2 separate regions of the Homo sapiens genome follow, and region 2 is linked to region 1. Evidence: chromatin loops called from intact Hi-C (ENCODE). Cell type or tissue: heart right ventricle. All regions are shown on one strand. Links, peaks and the distances in the headings refer to the core of each region. The heading gives the core; the rest is flanking DNA.

Region 1 (2,904 bases), core at 291-2,790:
CCGAGGACACACAGCCGGGGGAGAAGCCTCCACTGGAATGAAGGGGTAGGGAGGGTGCACTCTCAATGCCGGGCACAGGCGCACCCCTCGATAGGAGGCTCACTCCCTTCGCAGCCTGGGCCTCTGAGGGGCCGGGGTGTTCACTGCACTCGTCCCTGGGCCTCCGGTCTGGCTGCAACATAGGAGAGTAAGGTTGGACAACCTGACCAACTTCTGAGGCCACGTGAAAGCGCAATGGAGTGGCAATGGCAGAGGCAGAGACCGAGAAAGCCACCCCCGTCTCCACCCCTTGGATTTGTCACCTGACCCTTGACCCATAATCCTGGGCCCTGCCCCTCCGGGGAGCTGCTCTAGGGCTGAGGGCGAGGAGAAGGGAGGGAAATGTCTCCATGTTTCCTCACATCCTTCCCCAGTAGGCTGCCTAGAGCGCCCGGGCCCTTTCCCAACAAATGCCTCAGGGACTCCCACTGCAGAGGAAAATCCTTCTTCCCGCCACGGCCTGGGCTTTTCACTTTCACTTCCGTGGCCACAGAATCCCCTTCCTACAACTGGCAGGGGTCGGCATGGGCTGGAGCTCAGAGACGGCCAGCTAGGACTTCAGGACACACAGCAAACTAGCTGCGCCCCGCTGAGGGTCAGCGCACAGCCGCCCACACAAGGTGTCCTCTCCCCGGGCTCTCTGGGCCGCCGGCCTCCTGCTTCCCGTGCCGCAGACCGGGATTAGACTGTGGACGCGGGGAAGGAAGGGGGCGTTGCGACGGGATCTTGAGGGGAGCAGGACTTGCCCCTGCCCCTGCGGCGAAGCTCTAGGCCCTGGCAAGGTTCGGTACACCGGGGGCCGCTCCTCCCCAGGGGGCTGACCGGCCTCGGCGCTCTAATCCGGCCGGGGAGGGGCGGACGGGGTGAAAATTGGCGAGTGGTTTGGGGAACGGACTTGACCTCCAGATGCCCTGGTGTCCCTGGCTCAGCCTCTTTCTGCCAGGTTGGGAGCAGTCGGGAATTCTGTCCCGGTCCAACGTCCCCCTCGGCCCCCGGGGACGCAGAGGCTGCTGTCGGCAGAGCAGCAGTCCACGGCTGCGGGGACAAGATCCGCACTGGGAGTCCGGGGTCCTGGAAGTGGACGTGTGGATGTCAGACGATAAAGGAAGGGAAGAGGCGCACGTCGGACCTCTGTCCAGGCGTCAGTCGGTCAGCAGCTCCTCCCGGCGCGGGACCCAGCGGCCTCGAGCGCTTCCCCGGGGCCGAAGCGACACCTGGCGGACGGTGCGGGACGTGCGTTCCCTTCTGGCTGCTGCTCCTGCTCCGCGCTGAGGCCTCGGCCACCTACTGAACACCGGGGGCTGCCACCTCTCCACACAGCCGCCACCCGGCTCACAACCAATTTTCCTCCCCCCAGAGCTGGGTCAACAGACTAGTAGTGGTTTCCGCTCCTGCCGCCTCTGATGCCCTACCTACACAGTAGCCTTTGAGCTTGTAAGCCTCAGTGCTGAGCCCTCCCCACCGCCTTGGGGGCAAAGTTGAGTTTCTTAGGTGGGGCTTCAAAGCCCTGCAGGATCTGGCCCTGCCTCCTCTCCACCTTTATTAAGCGCCCCTATTCCCGGCCTCCCCAGCTCTGCGCCAGCCCCCTTCTGTGTCATGTCACTTATCCTTAAGCCAAACCCCACTTCACTGACATCCTCTCCCCAACTCCATCTCCAAGAATTCACTGCCTTTCCAATCTTCACCATCTACCTTGCCCATGATGGAGTGGCTGGAAGTAACACCCCCAGGCCAGATCCCTTGTGCCCTGCACGTGATGGGGATCTCACATTTGCGCCTGGGGAAATATGGGAAGTTCCTCGTTGACTTTCAGTTCCTGGAGTTCTCTACCATGAAAGGGGCTCTATGGCCAGGATTTCTGACACCACCCTCCACCCTGGCAGGTGACCTAAACTTGGACCCCCCCACACACACACCAAGGGATCAATTGTGCCATTCCAAGCCTTTGGGCAAGCAAAGACCCTTCCTTATTCTTACTGACATGTCTCCGAGGAAGGAGAGCTCCCTCCCCATCCCCTATGGTCTACCTTTCCAGTGCTCCTTTAGGAAACGGTGCTGGTTTCTAACTTGCAATACCATCAGAAAGTTTCTCCCTGCAGCACACACCTGGCTCTCCAAAGTTACAAACACACACACTCTCACACACAGGCTCTCTGTATTACAAATGCCAAACACATGGTCACATAAAGTCACACACCCAATCTCAAACAGTAAAAGGTGTATATTCAACTTCACTATGGTACACTGAGAGTCAGGGTCCCCAGCTTGGGCTAGGAACTAGAGGTCCCAAAAGAGTAGGAGAGTCCCTGAGTCACACACACCATACCCACACATAGACACAGTTACACACACAGCCATGAACTCGGTCACACTGAGTGTCACACAGGCACACACAGAGTCACACACGCTCTCAATCACACTGGGGTTTGGCGGGTTGGGGCGGGCTCCAGGAGGCAGTTACGTAAACGCCCTCAAGCCCCCGCCCTTGCTCCCCCTCACCCCGCCTGCTTCCTCACACAGTGCCAGCGCCCGGGGCGGCTTGGCCGGGGCCCGGGAACAGCTCGGCCTCGCGGAGGCTCCAGGCGCCGAGAAACCCGATCCGACAGAGCCCCGGGCCGGGCCGAGCCAGGGAGGGGGGCCCAAAACCCCCCCACTCAGGGTCCAGCCCAGGCCCCTAGGGACGACTTACCCCTGCATCCAGAGACAGCTCCCAGCACCATCCGGAGATAGTACCTGGGGCCCACTCACAACATCCCCATCCTGCACACCCCCTTCTGGGATCCTATCATCTGGACGGCTGCCTGTGTGCCCTGACCCTTCCAACCTCTGTCACCAGAAAGGGCAAAGATCCCCTAAAGGTAGAGA
Region 2 (2,904 bases), core at 165-2,664, 340 kb before region 1:
AGTTGCTGAGAGGGGCTGGGGAGATGGGGCGGGAGGGCCAGACTCAGTGCTGCTGTGGAGCTAGGTGCTTCCCCCTTCCCCTGAGACTGGTGGACTGAACTCCAGTCAAGTTGAGTTCAAGTGAAAGATTCTTCCAGGGTTTTATTTTTTCCCCTCCTAACAAAGTCTCATAGTGTTAACACTGGTTCTGCAATATCTCTGAGGTGCAAAGAATGCACTTTTCCCTATGGGGCCCAGAGTTTGCCTTTTCTGCCAGGCAGTCACCATGCTTCCCTACCCCAGCCTGTTTCTTTTGGCTTGGTTTGGACCACAGTCCTCTGCTACCCAGGGTTTTAGAGCCCCTGCTCTAGGAAACAGTTTAAGAAATCATTGGCCCCTTCCCAGCACATTGAATGGGTAAGCAGACAGGCCATGATTTAGTTGGCCAGCACTAACTCCACCTCTGTTCTCCTTGAACAGCTTCCCCTCCAGCCCACTGCTTTAGGATGACACAATGAATAACACCTAGTCATAGAAATCAGTCTCTCTGGTTTGTTTTGTATTATGTTGTACATCATTAAAGATCTAAATACAAAGGATATACAGTCTTGAATCTAAAATAATTTGCTAACTAACTATTTTGATTCTTCAGAGAGAACTACTAATAAAAATCTAAAAGGTATGTCTTGGTGTGATAACTTCTTTATTACCAAGGCTGTTTTATGGGAGTGGGGGGGCCATGTGGTGTATAAAGAGATTTCTTGCTTAGATTTGCTGGGGATAGAATAGGACCTAACCGTTTTCTATTTCGGAGCTTTCTTCCCACTTCAGACCTGTCCTCGTTTTTGGTTTGCAAAGGCAAGCCTAGACTGAGTCTTTTAAACCTGGCCCAGCTCCGTCTGTGGACCAAGGACGTAGGCCTTCCTGACTGTGGAGTTGGGATAGGCTGGGCCTTCAGGGGGATCACCCAGTAAAAGAGGAAGAAGCCCTTTTACTGTGAGCAGCAGGCATTTATGCATCATTTGCCACAAGCAGAGGATGGGATTTAAACTGTTTCACCAGCTCTCAGTGGTGCTGTTGTATATGATGATAGAATAGGGTTCATTCCTAAAGTAAGTAAGTTTTTGTCCTTGACCTTAATACTGTGCCATTGTCCCACTTGAGCTTTTGGCTAGACTGGGTCTTTGAAGGTTTTTAGTGATCATGTGAGGGAGGGGCCGCAGTGCCCTGCAGCCGGGAAGCACCAATAAGGATGCCCCCTGGCGGTCAGATGAGGCACTGTCAGGCTGACAAAGGGTGACTGGACCAGGCTGCTAGTGTCTCAAGAGAGCCATTTAACCCTCTTCTTGGCCTTTTAATTAAGCCCTCCTTTTAAAACCGTAAAAAGTTATCCTTTATCTGAAGGAAATAAAGGCTCACATAGTAATGGGCGTTCGGGCCAAGGCCGTGACTCATGAATCTCCATTTGACCCAGAGTGGCTTTAAAGTAATTGGCACCTGGAGGCTACTTTGTCTTCCCTGTCCTGAGCTGCTTCCTGCTAAAAAGATACACAGCAGGCAGAACTTGGCTGAAGGTTTGTGTGTGAATTCTGTTTCAGAGGCCTCAGACTGTTGAACAGAGCACTCTGTTCAACTGCCAAGGTTCCCAACACAGACCCCTGAGAGGCAGGGTGGCTGGGCAGGGTGAACTGGATGAAGGCCAGGCTAGGAGATGGACTATTCCATGAGGGGGCTGGGTAGTGAGGTGTCCCAGATAGGAGCCAGGAGCTGCCATGGAAGCATGAGAGTATCGGGCATTGTACAGAGGCCTTTCACCCGAGCAAAAGTCAGGAGAAAAATTGATGTGTGACACAGGCACCCTCTTCTGCCTCAACACTGGATTGCAGGAAGGGAAGGGAGCTGTAAATATAAGGCCTGTCTCACATCTGCTGCTGTCAGTGACACATCAAGTCAAGGTTTATGCTATTTACATTTTCAAAAACGCCTCTAAATCCCCAAATCAATCTCCAAGGGCTGATGGGGCAGAGCTCACCCCACCCCTGTCCCCCTAGCACCAATGGTTAAGTTTGGGCCAGTGTTTAGTCTTCTAAGTTAGGCACAGAATTCAGCTGGTGAAGCCTCTGGTCTCAGCATGTTGTCTTCTCTGTCTTGTGACCTCTGACCTCTAGGCTACCACTGACCACCCCATCCTCTGATCCCCAAACTTAGAAACTTCAGGGTTATTAGACCCAAATATATTCCCACAGGCAAGGGGTTAGTTAATCATATTCTCTAGGCACAAGGGAAAGGCATTAGGTTCTTCGGCCTGGCCCACCCTTGGAGGCACTCCTGTGCATGGAACTGAGGGACAGGGGCCTGTCCCTGAGGGAGAAGCTGGGACCTATCTGAAGCCACGTGGGGCTGGGGTGACGCTAGCATAGGCAGGACCAGCGTGTGGGTTCTGGTGTGTGCAGGGAGGACCTGGCAGAGGCTCCTCCAGCCTGAGAGCCCAGCACAGACTCCTGCAGGGCCCCCACCATCTCGGCACAGGGTCTGGCTCTAAGACGGCACTGTTCCCTCAGGGGCTGCGGTGGGCCCGTGGCAGGTGAGATAGAGCTGCAGCTGGCTCCTCAGACTCTGGATACACTTGGATTTCAGAACCATGATTTCATCCAGCTGGGTCACAAAATCTTCAAAATCCTGAGAAGGAAACAAGGGACGAATACAGCTTTTGCTCTTGCTGGCGCTCTGCCAGATCTGCTTTTTCAGTCCCTCCTCTGGCAGGAAAGTTTCAGAACCCAGGCCACTCTTCCAGCGGGAGAACATGTAGGATAGTTGCTATGGCACAGGGTGGGGCCTGCTGCTCTGCATTCGAGACACTTTCCAAGCAGAGGAGTATTTTGTAAGGCAGAAGGGTATTTGGTAGAAATACCTACGTGTGGTAGG

The links. Hi-C counts contacts between places; a loop is a spot of excess contacts. Peaks named below come from ENCODE experiments on the same cell type or tissue, not always from the same donor. Only the 100,000 strongest peaks of a DNase experiment are listed, where the experiment ranks them.
Region 2: a loop joins it to region 1, with 2.4 times the contacts of the local background. A loop is called at or near these places in 9 of 110 quality-filtered maps.

Annotation. Positions count from the first base shown.
Region 1 is chr9:34,590,612-34,593,515 of GRCh38, forward strand. It overlaps a transcript of CNTFR not described here. Among named protein-coding and RNA genes, the nearest start is that of CNTFR, 2.3 kb to the left of the region's middle. In heart right ventricle, for the core only: CTCF peaks have their summits at 1,256 (motif pointing left) and 1,456; DNase peaks (open chromatin) are centred at 471, 1,260 and 2,550; H3K4me3 peaks cover 1,255 bases; H3K27ac peaks cover 464 bases; H3K27me3 peaks cover 1,015 bases.
Region 2 is chr9:34,251,863-34,254,766 of GRCh38, forward strand. UBAP1 (ubiquitin associated protein 1) reads left to right here. Exons shown (of 7, transcript NM_016525.5): 7 at 1-661. KIF24 (kinesin family member 24) reads right to left here. Exons shown (of 13, transcript NM_194313.4): 13 at 518-2,658. The coding sequence ends at 2,518. Among named protein-coding and RNA genes, the nearest start is that of UBAP1, 74 kb to the left of the region's middle. RefSeq lists a silencer at 1,286-1,335 and an enhancer at 2,537-2,904. In heart right ventricle, for the core only: CTCF peaks have their summits at 1,240 (motif pointing left) and 1,452; DNase peaks (open chromatin) are centred at 1,249, 1,629 and 2,569; H3K27ac peaks cover 2,500 bases.